Regions from separate parts of the Homo sapiens genome. Here region 1 is linked to region 2. Evidence: chromatin loops called from intact Hi-C (ENCODE). Cell type or tissue: thyroid gland. All regions are shown on one strand. Each heading gives the region's core, and the rest is flanking DNA. Links, peaks and the distances in the headings are about the cores only.

The links. A loop is a pair of places that touch in the nucleus more often than their neighbours do. Peaks named below come from ENCODE experiments on the same cell type or tissue, not always from the same donor. Only the 100,000 strongest peaks of a DNase experiment are listed, where the experiment ranks them.
Region 1: a loop joins it to region 2, with 2.1 times the contacts of the local background. A loop is called at or near these places in 5 of 110 quality-filtered maps.

The regions. Positions count from the first base shown.
Region 1 is chr7:55,192,366-55,199,740 of GRCh38, reverse strand. It overlaps EGFR (epidermal growth factor receptor), which reads right to left. Exons shown (of 28, transcript NM_005228.5): 22 at 6,900-6,975; 23 at 878-1,024. Among named protein-coding and RNA genes, the nearest start is that of EGFR-AS1, 7.1 kb to the right of the region's middle. RefSeq lists an enhancer at 6,772-7,375. In thyroid gland, for the core only: no CTCF peak of the experiment used is centred there; a DNase peak (open chromatin) is centred at 5,040; H3K27ac peaks cover 2,718 bases.
Region 2 is chr7:55,029,451-55,039,894 of GRCh38, reverse strand. The region is part of intron 1 of EGFR (epidermal growth factor receptor); the gene reads right to left. Among named protein-coding and RNA genes, the nearest start is that of EGFR, 16 kb to the right of the region's middle. In thyroid gland, for the core only: no CTCF peak of the experiment used is centred there; DNase peaks (open chromatin) are centred at 5,464 and 6,974; H3K27ac peaks cover 3,926 bases.

The sequences.
Region 1 (7,375 bases), core at 2,376-7,375, 160 kb before region 2:
AACTGTGCTGCTGCATGTGACTACCCAACAATCTAAATCCAGATTAAACAATTTGGAGGTATGGCTACTGCCTGGAAATCCTCATGCCTCTTGAGGGATCACATTTATTTTCCATCCACAGCATATCAAGCTATTTTAGGCCAGACTGCTATGTGACCTTAGACAAATCACGTGGCTTCTCTGGATCACAGCTTCCTTAGCCCAAACCAAGGAAGTTAAAAAAGATCAACTCTGTGGCCTAGAGTTCAGAAAGGCATTAATATTTACATTAACTTGGCTCTGTCATATTCCCTATACAACTTTCTTTTGCAAATGCTCATCCCATGCATGTAATGCTACCTCCAGAGCCCACTGCACTCGTGAATCTGGTAGAATAATAGCATCAATCAAATTACACACTCTTATTTAGATTGAAATGTTTAAATGCCACACTGCAGAGACTTCACATAAATCCACTGGTTTAAAAGGTTTAAGTCAAAGCAGAAATGTTGACTCTATTAGCCTTATGTTGTTACTCACTGCCATGCATTTAAAAACATTCAGTCTCTCTGGTAACAGGCTTCAAAATATAGGGCAACTCGGTATTTCATTGAGTAACTCAGCGAATAGAATATTTTGGTGTAATGGCTTGCGGAAGACTTTAGTTTTATTTATTTGCTTGCAAACATGGGCAAATGTCAGGTCATACTGCCCAATGAGTCAAGAAGTGTCTTTAAAAGAATGCTTGAAGGGGTATTTACAGATGTTTCTGGATTTGTGTGCCTGCCTTAAGTAATGTGATGACATTTCTCCAGGGATGCAAAGGCCTCAGCTGTTTGGCTAAGAGCAGCCACCAAGGCTCAGCTAGGCAGTGTGGACAGACCCACCAGTCACTCACACTTGACCATGATCATGTAGACATCGATGGTACATATGGGTGGCTGAGGGAGGCGTTCTCCTTTCTCCAGGATGGAGGAGATCTCGCTGGCAGGGATTCCGTCATATGGCTTGGATCCAAAGGTCATCAACTCCCAAACAGTCACCCCTGAGAGGATGAAGCAAGAAAAGAAGGCAGTGGGATCATGAATGAACAATCACAATCCCTTGCTTTAGTCATCATTACTGGTTACTGTTTCTTGATGTTTAGAAACCTACATTTCTGTAGTCTTGGGCAATTTGCTTCAATGCTGGAAGCCTCAGTCTACCTCTCTATAAAGTGGGGTAATAGCAGTATCTGTTTCACAGGATTGCTGTAAGGACCCAACAAGATAATACAACTGAAATGCTTAGTGCAATGCCCAGCAAGTAGTAAGTGACTGATAAGTGGTAAACTTTGGTAATTAACAATAAAGACAACAGTAACTCTACTAGCATAAGTATTATGCTCCAGACAGGATACACACTCAGTCACCTGCTCTGAGGGACCTGTATCTGCAGAATGAGGAAGATGCAGATTCTGAACAGGGCTGTAAACTGCACATTTTTAGATCATAAAAAAATTGGAAATGAAAAAGCTTAAGTTCCATTTGATAAAAATAAAAACCTCAGGAAGAAACTGAATCCCTGAACAGACCAATAATGAGCTCCAAAATTGAATCAGTAATAAATAGCCTACCAACCAAAACAAAGCCTAAGACTAGATGGATTCATAGCCAAATTCTACAAGATGTACAAAAAAAGCTGGTACCATTCCTACTGAAACTATTCCAAAAAAATTGAGAAGGAGGGACTCTTCCTTAACTCATTCTATGAGGCCAATGTCATCCTGATACCAAAGCTTGGCAGAGATACAACAAAAAAAGAAAACTTCAGGCCAATATCTCTGATGAACATAGACATAAAAATCCTCAACAAAATACTGGCAAATCGAATCCAGCAGCACATCAAAAAGCTTAAGCCACCACAATCAAGTCGGCTTCATCCCTGGGATGCAAGATTGGTTCAACATATGCAAATCAATAAATGTGATTCACCACACAAACAGAACTAAGGACAAAAGCCACATGATCATCTCAATAGATGCAGAAAAGGCTCTCAATAAAATTCAACATGTTTAAAATTCTCAATAAACTAGGTATTTAAAGAACAAACCTCAACATATTAGCCATCTATGGCAAACCCACAGCCAACATCATATTGAATGGGCAAAAGTTGAAAACATTCCCCTTGAAAATTGACACAAGACAAGGATTCCCTCTCTCAACACTCCTATTTAACATAGTATTGGAAGTCCTGGCCAGATAAATCAGGTGAGAGAAAGAAATAATGGACATCCAAACAGGAAGAGAGGAAAACAGCTATCTCTGTTTGCAGATGACATGATCCTATATCTAGAAAACCCCATAGTCTTGACCCAAAACCCCTTAAGCTGATAAACAACTTCAGTGAAGACTCAGTTGTACAAAATCAATGTACAAAAATAATTAGCATTCCAATATGCCAACAACAGTCAAGCTGAGAACCAAATCAGGAATGCAATTCAATTCACAATTGCCACAAAAAGAATAAAATACCTAGAAATACAGTAAACCAGGAAAGTGAAAGATCTCTACAATAAGAACCACAAAACACTGCTTAAAGAAATCAGAGATGACACAAACAAATGGAAAAACATTCCATGCTCATGGATAGAAAGAATCAATATCATTAAAATGACTATACTGCCCAAAGTATTTTATAGATTCAATGTTACTCCTATCACACTACCAATGAGATTCTTCACAGAACTAGAAAATACAATTTAAAAATTCACATGGAACCAAAAAAGAGCCTGAATTGCCAAGGCAATCCTAAGCAAAAAGAACAAAGCTGGAAGCATGATGCTACCTGACTTTAAACTACAGGGATACAGTAACCAAAACAGCATGGTACTAGTACAGAAACAGACATACAGACCAATGAAACAGAATAGAGAGCCCAGAAATAAGGCTGCACACCTACAACCATGTGATCGTTGACAAAGTTGACAAAAAAAAAAAAGCAATGAATAAAGGACTCCCTACTCAATAAATGATGACTAGCTAGCCATGAAGAAGATTGAAACTGGACTCCTTCCTTACACCATACACAAAAATAAACTCAACATGGATTAAAGACTTAAATGTAAAACCCCAAACTATAAAAACCCTGGAAGACAACCTAGGTAATACCATTCTGGATATAGGAATGGGCTAAGATTTCATGATGAAAACACATCAAGCAATTGCAACAAAAGCAAAAATTGACAAATGGGATCTAACTAAACTGAAGATCTTCTGCACAGCAAAAGAAACTATCATCAGAGTGAAGACAACCCACAGAATGGGTGAACATTTTTGCAAGCTACAAATCTGAGAAGGGTCTAATAACCAGCATCTATAAGGAACTTAAGTAAATTCACAAGAAAAAATTAAACAATCCCATTAAAAAGTGGGCAAAGGACATGAGCAGACACTTTTTAGAAGAAGACATACATGCAGCCAACAAGTATATGAAAAAGAGCTTAACATCACTGATCATTAAAGAAATAAAAATCAAAACCACACTGAGATACCATCTCATACCAGTCAGATGGCTATTATTGAAAAGTAAAAAAAAAAAAAAATCCCAACACATGCTGGTGAGGTTGTGGAGAAAAAGGAATGCTTTTACACTGTTGGTGGGAATGTAAATTAGTTCAATTATTGTGGAAAAGAGTGTGGCAATTTCTCAGATAGCTAAAAACAGAACTACCATTTGACCCGGCAATCCCATTACTCAAAGGAATATAAATCATTCTACCATAAAGACATATGCATGCGTATTTTCACTGCAGCACTATTTACAATAGCAAAGACATGGAATCAACCTAAATGCCCATCAATGACAGACTGGATAAAGAAAATGTGGTACATATACACCATGGAACACTAGGCAGCCACAAAAGAGAATGAGATCATGTACTTTGCAAGAACATGGATGGAGCTAGAGGCCATCATCCCTAGCAAACTAATGCAGGAACAGAAAATCAAATACCGCATGTTCTTACTTATAAGTGGGAGCTAAATGATGAGAACACATGGACACTTAGAGGGGAACAACACACACTGGGGTCTATAGGACGGTGGAGGATGGGAGGAGGGAGAGGATCAGGAAAAATAACTAATGGGTACTAGGCTTAATCCCTGGGTGATAAAATAATCTGTGTAACAAACCCCCATGACACAAATTTACCTATATAACAAACCTGCACATGTACCCCTGAACCTAAAATAAAAGTTAAAAAAATGTCAGGTACTAAAATCTAAAAAATACGAAACCACAATATAGATATAACAAGCATAGAATAAAAACCCTCATGTTTTTCCTTCAAAATCAAACAACTATGATGGTTAAAAACAAGTGAAAGCAGTGATAATTTTAGAACCAGTGTTTTTTCAGACAACCCCGAGTTCTGATGGCCCTCCCATCTCTGGGTAACAGAGGCCATTCCCAAACGGAACCACCTGAATTAATACACAGAATACAAGCTTAACATTGGAAGGAAAGCAATGGTTTGGGGGCAAGAAAATAGATTCTTGTGTCATCCCCTGCCCCCAACTCATAGTCTATATGGATTTGTAAAAGAAAGACTGTCTCATTTCCAGATCTATGCAGTCAGTTTAACTACTATTTAACTAGGTTTTTAAACATGTATGATGAATTCTAGTGGGAAGACAGGTTATTAGATTTTGGAACAAACAGCGAGAGAGAGGAGAGCCAGTATAGCCAGTGTTAGGTGGAGAATGGGCTGGAAGGTGTTGCGAGTTCTCTCTTTTTAGCTCCTTGGTACAACACACTAGGCCCCTAATTTATTAAATTGAATAATTCACCTTGACTAGAGACTAGAGAGTAGAGAAAACAGGATATGATTTTTAAACAAAAAATTCAGGCTCATGGTCTGGTAGTTCCAGTGGGCTGCCTAGGCCAGTGATTATAATCTGCCGTGGCAGCCTCAATGATGTTGAAAACACACAATGTTTTCAGTGGGAACGGACTTCCTGAGAATGGGTGTGACCACATCAAGGCACTAAGCCACTGACTTTGAGAGGGCTTCCACTTGTGCATGGAGTGTGGGCATTGCGCTGGCACACACAGGCTATGCCTGGAGCGTGACGGGAGGGGGACCTGGTGGACGGGAGAGTTGCCAGGGCCAGATGGCCCAGCAACCCATCAGTCATGGCCAGGTGCTCAGGTTTTATCTGAACATACCTGGAGGACCAAAGAAAGATGTTGAGCAGAGAATGAAAAGTCTGATAAAGTTAAAAAATATGCACTTTGGGAGGCCGAGGCGGGCAGATCATGAGGTCAGGAGTTCGAGACCAGCCTGGCCAACATAGTGAAACCCTGTCTCAACTAGAGATACAAAAAATTAGCTGGGCATGGTGGTGTGCGCCTGTAATCCCAGCTACTCAGGAGGCTGAGGCAGGAGAATCACTTGAACCCGGGAGGTGGAGGTTGCAGTGAGCCGAGACTGCACCACTGCACTCCAGCCTGGGTGACAGGGCAAGACTCTGTCTCAAAAAAAAAAAAAAAAAAGTTAAAAAATATATGTGGCCTCTGTCTGGAGCATAGATGAGGGGGAGCAAGTGGGAAGAGGGGAGACCAGCAGGAGACCGGGCTGTGCCTGGAGTGGGAGGGGCGGGCTGCTTGAGGACAAAATAAATGGCTTGGGGCAGGACCCTGCAGTTCCCTCGTGGAGAGGAGATACATTCTGAAAATGGCTGTAAATAACAATGCATCAGCAGACCTTTATTTCCTTATCTGTTCCATTAATTGAGGTGGCTCAGCTCACAGGTGCACACCAAACTTCACTTATTCATGGACACAAATCTCTGCCTTTGTATCATAAATCTTACATTTTAACAGAAGAGATAAAGACTCAGGAAATTTAAAAATGTGTATGTATTTGGAAAATCAGAAAGTTAATAATGCTATAGGAAAAAGAAAAAATACTAAGTAAAAAAGGACGATATCCCAAATAATTTTGCTTTTGTAATACTGACTAGATTATTCTTGGAAATTCATTTCAATAGTGTTCTCCTCAAATACACATTTCTAGAGAGGTGAGGCGACTCCTCCCTTGCTCCTGTCGCTGTAGATGGCTGGGGTAACTTATTTTCCTCAGTGAAGGGGTAGGTTCATGGGTTCCAGCCTTTCAGTAAGTTGCTGGGTGAAATTCAAGGACCAAGTGCGGTAATTCAGCAGAAAATGCCTGGCACAGCGGTCAGAGACAATGTGTCAGCAACACTTTCTCAACATGGGAGGCCCCTGTAGGCTCAGGACAGGGCAGGGACCTAGGGCCGGGTGAGGAGAGCGGCCCTCGTGAGGATGGGTACAGGCCAGTGCTGGGCAACACTGGGATTCAGAAGAGGAAACAGAGAATCCCCAGGGCCGGACCAGATGGTCCTCCCGAGAGCGAGAAGCAAGGGTCATCTCCCTTTCTTCTTTTATCCCTGCAGACATCCTCAGTGTGTGTTTGTCAAGCCGTTCTCTCTGACACATAAGGGCCAGGGTAGTTCATCTTAAGCCTCATTTCTCTACCGGAACTATTCCCCATTAAGCTTCTTCTGCCACCTCCCTCTGGTTCACTTCAAATTCATGGCAACATTAATGGTTTGGTTAACGTTAAAGTTTGGTTGGACTTTGCAGGGAGAGCCGTTTCCTAAGCTCTTTCCCTCCCATACCCCCCACCCTGCCAGACGAGCTCATTGCAATCTCCAGTGACTTTTGGACGGCAGCTGGACTCGATTTCCTCTGCCGTGTTTTCTCAGTACAATAGATAGACAGCAATGATTACATTATCATTAGTCATTATCTCGAAAGAAAATACTTGCATGTCAGAGGATATAATGTAAATTAACTAACAATAAAAGCCAGCTTGGCCTCAGTACAAACTCATTAGCATCAGGATTATGACTCACCGTAGCTCCAGACATCACTCTGGTGGGTATAGATTCTGTGTAAAATTGATTCCAATGCCATCCACTTGATAGGCACCTTGGGATGGTGAGAGATGAGGCAGTGAGACAACTATTAGTTTCCCTCTGTTGGAAAAAGTTAACTCACTCTGGACCTAATTACGAGTGACACACACAGACGAGCCAGATCACCCCAGGACCCGTCCCCCAGGCCCGGCGCCTCCTCCCGGCAACAGGGGATTTCAGTCTGACGGAGTTCAGGGCTGCTCTGGTAGGTTTCTGAGCACCCTCTGTGTCCCAGGCTGCTCTGGTGAGCTGGGAGCCCTGGTTGTGCCCAGTGGCCTCACTCATCCAGGTCTGCGTGTGTTTTCAGGGCCCAGCATCATGGGTTGGTGGCTGCTAGGAGCCAAGCAGGCCAGAGTGAAACCTCAGAGGGGCCTGGCTGTGGGAGGGCATTCGAGGGCCTGACAGGGGACGCG
Region 2 (10,444 bases), core at 4,342-9,341:
TATCGGCACAGAGGAAACTCAAAGAGGACCCCATTTCTCTCCCCAGCGCTCCCTCATTATCAACAGCTGAGAAGAGATTCCTGGTGTGCTTGCCTGTCTGGGATCACAGTTCAGTTCACGGACTGCTTTCTTTGCAGCCACTGTGACAGCCCAGGAAAATGTGGAAAGAAATGGGATGTACACAATTTATTTCTTAATTACCGATACACTCAAGTATCCACAGACCTTCTCTTCTCACTCCCTTTATAAAAGAACCTCACTCTAATCACAAACCCACAAGCGACTGCCTGGTCTCTGAATGCCTCCAGCCATGGAGGAGCTCTCCCTCACCCAAGCACATTCCTTTTGGGATATGGGACCTGACATGCTCTGTGCCTCCTTGTGCCTTTCACCACCTTTTCTCATCACAAACCCTCTTCTCTCTGCCAGTCTTGAGCAGCAGATATGGGCGTTAAAGGTCCTGGTCTTCCCACTGGGTGTCTTCAGGTGTTCAGCTCTCCTGCAGGCTTCCACCATCCTGGTCATCTCTGCACTCCTCCACCTAGAGGTTTGAGATTCCCCTTACAGCATCACAGGACAGAACTTAGAATCCTTAGTTTATCTTTGCTCCCCAAATGTCAACCAAGCATTGAAGGAGCAGGTCATAGAAAGCCTTACTGATGCCCTTAGTAAAATACGTTGAGCAAGGTGACCAACTGATTTGCTCTTCTGAGCTCCCACTGTATCCAGGGCCTACATTCACTTAAAGTGATGGATCTCAAATTTCATAACGCATGGGCCCTTTTCACCAAAAAATAATTTCCATGGGTTCCAATTGAGTAGCATTAACTGTGGAACTAACGTTCCATGTTATACAAATTTCATCCACAGACTTCCACCTCTGGCAATTACTAACTGGTACCAGATCTACCCTCCTCTGCCACTGTAAACAATCAGAAAACTGAGCAAAATATTGGAGGCAACCATTTTCAGGCAAGGGACAACAGGCAGTGCAGAACCAGAGCACCTGCCGGCAGGGAAGCAGCTGGTAAATATGTGGATACATACAAAACAGCAGCTTTTCTTTTGTCCTCTTAATTTCCTTAAGATGCAAGTGGCTATTTAAAATAATAATATTGCAAGGTGAGGTTTACATACACACACACACACATACACACACACACACAGGAGGACTGATTTATTACTATAAAATGGTGAAATCTATACATAAGTTCAAAAGAATTTAGATTCTCCTCAATGTGAATAAACAAAAATTTAAAAATCTTATAAAATTCTCAATCTTTTCCAAGTGGATACATTTGTCACTCCCAGTTTGAGAAAATGACTTTAGAGCAGTTTCATAACTGTTCCACCCCTGCCTATTAACCTGAGGGCAGGGACCACACGTGTGTTTGCATCCCACAAGCACACAGTAGGTGCTCAATGAAACAAGCGAGCCTCTGGTGGGACAAGCTTCATCCAGCAGCAGTCACCATACCTGGCTTCTCACTAGTCCACATCTTCTGTCTTTGGGAGGCTGCGCTGTTTTAGGGGCCACGTGCTCCAGGCAGGGTGAGACTCCTCCAAAGTTTCCTCACACATCATTTGCACACTACCACCTCACTGGTGTCCTCAGAATCAAGTTAGCAGCCTTCAAACTGGGGCGAGTGTGTCTCTGTGGGTCCACAAGGACTCGGCATGAAGCATGTGAACGACAGATCAATTTCCAGGGTTTCACCTCCAGTTTGTACTATTTCCAAAAACGGATCCACCTGAATGTACTGTGGCTCCACCCCCCCGCTTTCCTATCTCCCTTCTATGGCTTTTCAGACCAAGGTTTTGAAAAACCTCCCCCTATCTGCAGTCGTAAGTGTTTTAGGACTCCAGTATAGGGACAGCCCAGAGTACACAACTAACTGGGCGCCGGAACACCGGGAGTGCAGAGGCACCCGACTAACTGGAAATGCTGGAGTGGAATCGCGGCGTGCCTCAGTACCCCTCTTCCCAGCATGTAGCCAAATATCCTTCTTAGTTAGAATCAGCATTCAGAACTGAGATAGATCTCCTGAGGAAGGTGTTAAGTTTTTTAATCAGAAAAAAAGAAGTCAGAATCTATTATCTGGGAGAAAGTAAATCTGAGTTGACTAATTGCTTTGACAATGAAGGTCAGGTTTACCAAATAATTGAAATTACATCTCTTCAACTATTAGGATTTTATGGTAACCGATTTTTGATGTCAACTTAGAAATGTGAAGAGACTATAAAGATTTTTCAAGGCAAATTTGGTCTTCCGTGAGCATAGAAGTGTGAGGCTTGCTGTCTACTGCATCACTCCATGAAGAGCTCACTGAGGGGTATGAGGCTATCCTCACACAAGTATTCAAATGAGACACCGCGTGCGGAAGGCTCTGAGGAAGCTGTGAAGAGTGCTGCAAAGCTACGTTATGCTTAATCATATAGACACATTTTAGCGAACCCATTCCGGCTTCTCGTGACCACCTTTCCAGCTCTTAAATTCTCGCAAACCACATTAGGTAAATTCTTGCTTGGGAGAATGGGATGGAAAGAATGGGGATCTGGATTACAGGCTCCTTAGGGGTCAGAGGCTACGTTTTCTATCCATGTAACCCTGTACCCAGCAGCTTTTCAGTGCTCAGTCTGCAGTAGACATTTGACACATGCCTATTGAGTTGAATTGAGCTAAAAATCCAAGATGAAACATGCAGATAAGATTCTGCCAAGTTATACCAATCTATTAAAATAAACTGTCCCCGCTGGTACAGCAGACATCATTTATGGTTGCATAATACAATTAGTGTAAGGATCAGGGCTCAGAATGCTCGGTGAGCTGGGAGGCCCTGGGAGCTCCCACAAACAAGAGTACCCATGTTTGCTCTGTGAATTGGGAGCTTTCCTTCACCAAGGGGTTGATTTTCTCTTCCCCCTCCCTATGTTGCTCTGAATATGGCTCCACAGAAGCCTGACAATGGGAGGGAACAGACAAGGAAGGGAGCTGTGTTATTCCCAAATAGCCCTGTCCTTCTGCAGTTTCTGCAGTTGGTTAATGCCTGTTAAGAGAGGAGGTGTTCCTTAGAGGTTTTATCTGTGTAATGGAGCAGAGGTATGTTACTTTGTCGCTACAGTATTTCAAAACCTATTTTTATATAATTTGTAATTAAGAGTAAATTGCAGTAACAGTAAGATGAGGGCCACTTTGAATTTAAGAGATCTTTTAGCTAGTTATATCAAAAGAAAGAATAGATGCATTGCCTTGACTTTAAAGCCAATACCTCCGTCGAGAAGCTGAATTTTCTAATAAAATCTTAGCCTCCTCTGTAGGTTTTCTATCTTCTCTACCAAATGGCTGGGGATTCAGGTGAACCATATATATTTTTAAGATTTATATAATGGTATCATATACACATAGGAAAATGTACAAAAGTGTGCACTCCCTGAATTTTTCAAGAAATGAATACATTTGAGCACGGAACACCTGAAACGGGCAACATGGCCTCACCAGCTTTCCAAAGACCCTCATTTAGGACACCTATCCTGAAAATAAAGAAGGCAGAACAGACCAAATACAGGACAATAAATATAGGATGGGTAGAGTGGTACACACACACACCCACCCCCCCCCCCCCACACACACACAAACTTGACCACTTGTGATCTGAACAGAATATAAACTTAGCTCATGTAAGTTAATCCAAAAACTATAAGGAAGTATCTGGTTTGTTCAACGAATCAGTGGATCTCCCCATCTCTGTCTTTATCTATCTTAGCTCTCTCTCCCTCATCCCATTTCTCCTCATGCCTCCATGGCCTCCAAACCTTAAAGACCAAAAACATTTCACTTAAGAAAATTAACTTCCAAATAATGCTGTGAAAGGCTATGAGTTCTATAACACTGCATCACTAGATAATTAAAATAGTGGGCTTTTGGCTTAGGTTAATATTAGATAATGATGTCAAACTTAGATAATGATATCAAAATAAATATACAAAACTTTGCTACTAAGATGTTACTACTGGAGGAGGTTGGGGGAAGGGGGATAGGACCTCCCAGTAGATTTTTTGCAACTTCCTGTGAATGTGCAATTCTTTAAAAATAAAAAGTTAACAAGAAAATTTGCTATCACAGCAAACCACTATTTCTATTTCTATAAGGTGGTCAGCATTCTGTTTTGTTTTTAGTATGATTTCTTTATCCTTTTTTTTTTTTTTTTCCGAGACAGAGTCTTGCTCTGTCACCCAGGCTGAAGTGCAGTGGTGCAATCTCTGCTCACTGCAACCTCTGCTTCCTGGATTCAAGTGATTCTTATGTCTCAGTCTCCCTAGTAGATAGGGTTACAGGCACACCTGCCACCATGCGTGGCTAGTTTTTTTTTTGTTTTTTTTTTTTAGTGAAGACGGGGTTTTGCTATGTTGGCCAGGCTGGTCTTGAACTCCCAACCTCAAGTGATCCAAGTGATCCACCTGCCTTGGCCTCCCAAAGTGCTGGGATTACAGGTGTGAGCCACCACACTCGGCCATTTTTAGTATAATTTCTAAGTAATACAACTATAAAAAAACTCATCCTGTCTGTTAAATTAAAAGAAATTGAAAAAATAAGATCAAAATATTAAGTCCAAATAAATAAAATGTGTTTTGAAAGTGAATAACAATGCTTAAAAACATTACCTAGGGAATGTACAACAGTTAACTTTCTTCTTTCTTCCTTCCTAACCACACAGTTTTCCCTGTTCCTAACACCTAAAAAAATGCTTATCCTAAAGTGAATATTTAAAGAGAATAAAAGGTTTTGCCTCCCAAGTCTTATGTGTTAAGCTCGAAGGCCACTTCCCTTCATAGTTTCCAGGTTTCCAAACAGAACAGGCACTCTCAAGTGTGTCACATGCCACTACTGTGCTGTACAACCTCTAGGATCTCATGGAAGGTAAACACAGGACAAAGGTTAGACCACCCTTCATCCCACTTGCAAATCAAATATCTATTAAATCCTCTCACTGTTTAAAGCAACTATGCCACTAGTGATGTCCATAAGATAAATTATTAACTTTGAACCGTTAGCTTTTCCATGTTTGGTGTTTCTTGCAGCAAAGCAATTTATTTTTACTCACAGATTTAAAACAACTTTAAAAATAACTTTTATATGCTGCTAGTAGGAAACAGCAAGTCTCCAGCATGCATTAATTTATGATCAGTCTATTAACTTGCAACTTAGAGAACAATGATAAGTAATCAGATAAAGAGGAAGGACAGATGGTTGGCGCATTTTTTACAGTTCCATATAACACGCGCAGGCCTTATTACACACTAGGTGAAGAGACAGGAATTTCTGAGGATGGACCTCAGAAGACAGTCACAGTCCTTGGGTGTGGGTGTGTACTGGCTCAACACCAGTCATCAGTGAATCAAGCAATTCCTGCAGTAGCTCAGTTAATTCCAGATCAAATAATAATGGGCACCTGGCCAACATGGTGAAACCCTGTCTCTACAAAACATACAAAAATTAGTCAGGTGTGGTGGCGGGCACCTGTAGTCCCAGCTACTCAGGGGGCTGAGACAGGAGAATCACTTGAACCCGGAAGGTGGAGGTTGCAGTGAGCCGAGGTCGGGCCACTGCACTCCAGCCTGGGGAAAAAAGTGAGACTCTGTCTCAATACAAAACAAAACAAACAAACAAAACAAAAACAATAATGCAGAGGGGGAATACAAATCCATTCTTTTCTCACTTGAGGAAGCCAAAACATTGCCGAAAGGGCCAAGTGCTCCAGGCAGGGTGTGTTTGCCTCCCTCCTCACAAGATGGTCCAGGCACCTGGGGAACCATGAAGATCTACAGCTGGACCCTTGGAAAGTGTGCATGGCCATCATTGCCATGTCTGCTTTAGTGATGATGGGGGAGAAAGCAGAGCAAGAGAAAAAAAACAAGAAATGGGCCAGTCACAGTCGTCATAGTAAAAGTCCTAAGGTAAAAAGAGCACAGGAAGAAATCATCAGGGTTTCTGAAGTGAAATGAAGAGGGTTATCAAAACTGGCCCAGGACTATGCAGGAAACAAAAAAGCAACACTCTTGAGGGAAAGTGAGACCCACCAGGGAAGCAAAGTGAGGGTTGGTGGGATGTCACCTGAGAGTCCCGCCATGGAGGCAAGGGATGGTCACCAAAGAGGAGAGCCAAGTGGAGCCTTTCTCCTGTCTGGCTCTTGGCGACTTCCCAGGGTCCAGACCACGGGAAGGACGTCTGGGGCAAAGTCATGTAGCCATGGAGAACACAGGCTCTCTGGTGAGAGCCCAGGCCCGCCTCCCCTAGTTGGAAGGCTGTCGTGCACACATGGGGCACGCTCCAGCCTCTACACCACCCTGTCACTGAATCCCCTCTGCGACCCTATGAAATAAGCACCAGGCCTACCCTCATTCTGCAGATGAGGAAACTGACACCCACAGGCATTGCTCAGCATGGCCAGCATCCCCTGCAGTCCCCAGGGGGCCCTGAGTTCAAGGCCAGGGCATATGGCAGAGTCTGCCCTGTGCACATCACGTCACCTCCCTGTGCTTCACAGGGAGCAAGAGGCTAACAAGTCACTTTAATGAAAACAAAACAAAACAAAAAACACCACAAGGCAGGTCTTAAGATTTTTTCGGTACATTTGCTTTGTATATTCATATGTTAGTCCCATGTCCACATTTTGCTTTTTCTACTTACAGAGAATTTACCCTCAAAATAGAGAGTAAATAGAAAGTTGCTGCTTTTTCTAGAATAAAATAGTCATCTATTGAATGTTAATGATTAGTTCTAGAATCACACTGACCTATCTCATTCTTTAGCCTGCTATAAAAATTTTCAGATTGAGAAAATCATTCATAGACATGACAATTTTGGACATACTGAGAACCAGTGGAAGTTTTCAAGCATTGTTGAAGACTTTGCTTTAAGAGCATTGTGATTCTAAGGGCTTTGAACACTTGGCACTGGTGGCTTATTTTGACTTCCAGCGTGGTGAGTCCCCTTTACCCTGCAAAGGTAGTAAATTCCTGGCTGAAAAAGTGCCCTGAGTATCCCTTTTCCCTCTCTGAGTCAAGAAACTCCTGAACATTTTCTCCATTTTTAATAAATGACATATATATTCTATCTTATGGCCAGAAAAAAATACAAAGGGACACTGATTTGTTAGGAGAATCAACTCTATGCCATCCAGGATGCATATATGATTGAAAAATGAGCAGAAATATCTGCTGCAAAATAGTAATAACAGAAAGCATGAGACAGTCAGAGAACCAGGCAAAGATGGAATCATCAACTTAACCAGCCAGCAAAGCTAGCTGTCCCTGATCTGGGAGTCAGATGTGTCAAACTGTGAACACGTCCGGGTCATCTGCGTCCTCATTCAGTTCCCCAGGATGCCAGGCCGCTGCCTGCCACACATGCAAAGGCTCAGGAAAAGTGTGTGCTGGTGCCGTTCTACATAGAGAGTGAAAATTCACGGGAGCAAACTCTTTTTGAAATAAATTGCATCTTCAGATATCATTTTTTCCCTTAAGGCCCATTTAGCCTCCACCATGCTGTGCTAAGCTGCGTCCTCAGACAGAGATGGGCTGAATGATTTAATCATCCTCTGTCTGCCTCTAAGGATGATACCACTGAATTGGTATGTTTGATGTCTACATTTCAAAATCACTGGGTATTAATTAGTTATCATCTGTTACTTTTGAGACTTCTCTTAAACTTAACTGGGCCTTTTATGGCTTGGCAGAACATCTTGTGAATGGGACATAGGGCGATTGTGAGATCAGTACTACTGTTAATAACATTACGTGGTACCTAGAGGTTCTCTCAACTAAAAATCAACCTTGAAAACAGTGTTCAGAAGTCACCAAGCCTGCAAAACTTCTACTAGGTGACCAATGTGCAGTCAACATGCCTGTGCTCACAACAGCCCCTCTCACCTGTGACCACCACCTCATGCTACCTCTTCCCTTGTCACCTAGTGAAAGAAGACAAGTGTGGGAGGAAAAAGAGTGCCCAATGTCTTCTCAATATTAAGTCAGAGGAATGCTAATATTTTCCTTTTCCAAAATGCGAATAAAAACAAAAAACCCCGAAGAATATAATATTGGCAACTCTCTTTGCCTTAGCACCCAATTCTCATCGGCTCCATCAGCAGAATTTAGGCCTTGAGTTCGTGACTACTTATCTCCCTGGCTATAGTTTGAATGTCTTGTTTTTGCAACTGAGCAACATTATGAACATTTAGTAGCCATTGCCCAAAGAATCTAAAAGCCTAGAATTCCTAGCCAAGACTTCAAGAACTCTGTCATGTGATAAGGAAAGATGGACTCAGATAATCACCCAAGTCTTCTGCCCTTCTGGGACTTTTCTCATTCAACTCTCTCCCTGACACCAGGCACGTCACTACTCTGCATCTAAACAAGAATCTCTAAAGGTGGAAAGTGAAGTGAAAAAGTAGGCAACTCACCTGATTCTTCATGTTGTCCCACTTCATCAAATTGCTGAACTTTCTGTTCTGCCTTGGCCAGGTAGATTTTTGTTGACTGAAGGTAAAATAATGATGCTTTTGCCCAAGTAACCTTTGCAAGACTTACAGGTTCAGTGGCTAAAGCCACCCTGAAATCAATATACTAACTGTCTGTTTACTGGAAGGGTTTACTTATTCAACAAGAGATACGTCATCACAGGCCTGAAAAATCGATGTGTTCTCCTGGCAATCCTCTCTAAACCTGCAGCACCTAGATAACAACTGGAGATCCATTGCTCAGCTGGAGTGCAGGACTTTTTCCTTTGCTACTTTATAATCATGAAATAGAAAATTGCTTTTGGGAAATTTCTGCCAGAGTACTGAAAAGTTTCCACTATGTTAGGAATAAACAATAACAAAACAGTTTCTTCCTTTCTTGTGGAGGAAAATGAACACTGCATTTTGAAATTTCTTCTGGGAGAGGCACATCACCGTCACTGAGAGATCTACTCACTGCCGCACTCTCCATTCCATTCCTTCAACCCAGAAAGTGCCTCCAAGTGAATAATTTGATGTGTGAAACCATCTCTTCTTAAAAGCCAATGCTTGCAAGTAAATCCCAGCCAGAATAGCTTATTACAAATGGTATGATATGGAAAATGAACACTCTTGGAGGGCCACACTGTTTCTTAAGTTTGTCTCTTTTTGTAAAAGCTGTTTCACACCCTAAAGAGGTTAAGTGTATGCCTTCATTTAAATCATAGAAATGAGTCTTACAAATCTATGTAAGGGAATTACTACAGCTTGCCATAGGCATTGCTAACTGACCCAACTGCTAAATCAAGTTGCCTTCTCCTTTCATTTTTTTTCTGCAAGTATTTATAGGTCTGGAAAATTTACAGAAGTTGATGACACAACGTTGAAAAGTCATACTTCTCATTTCTAAAGTAAATATTTTCAAGGCTCACAAATTCACTGCCCTGTATCTTATGGAATGGGCAGTTATAACACATACAGAAGAGACTTGAGTCTAAAAACTACTTCATAACAAAAAAGAAACCTGGGAAAGGAACCAAAACAGAGCAGAAATACACAGAAATATACAGAAATTGTGAGGGACATTAAGCATTAGTAACAGAAGTATAACAAATTTTGAGGAATACTTTATTTAGCCTTTGATTCACAAATAGAACTAAAAGTGATGGGGCATCCATAGCTAAAAAACCCAATGACGTCTTGAAGGAGGAATAAGTAACCTTGACCTGCATGTTGAGAGACAGTGCTGTGTAGCAGGAGAGCACCCAGTGCCCACTGATCACCAGCCTGGTGATTACGGACAACAGCAGAATCGCTCTGAGCCTGGGTCCCTCACCTCCCAATCTGGAAAGCTATCCCAATCCTGTGGGGTTGTAGGAGGCTGAGAGAGAAGAATGTTAAGGCATTGTGTAAACTATGAGGTGCTGTACAAATGCGAGGTGTTGTTATTATTATGACATCAATGTTTTAGCATCTAAATTATAGGGACAGCACACTTATTACCAGCATGTTTAAATACATATCTTGCATACATTTAGATTTGTTTTTAATTTTACAGATGTTTTCAGCTGGAAGGAGTCTGACGATCGTCTAGTTTAGCTGTTTTATGGAAGGTGAAACTGAGAGGGGAGACTCTAACCTGTTTTCTCTCCCCATTATAACTAACAACAAATTACAGAAAAAAATATGTTAAGCCGCGTACTAAGAAAAACTCCCTTAACAACACCACTTTTCAGGGAGCAATACATGTGTATGCATACTTGTATAACCATGAATACTGAGTGTGTTTGGTACTTTCTAACTTTTGAAAATTATATAGTATATTTTTACAGTCATTTGACAAAGTTTTTCATCTGCAGTCCTTTGCAAAGTTTCATTTCCAGTTATTTATAAAAATTTTTCTTTCTCTGTGAAGGCTAATTCATAACAGCTTGTAAAAAAGAAGGAGC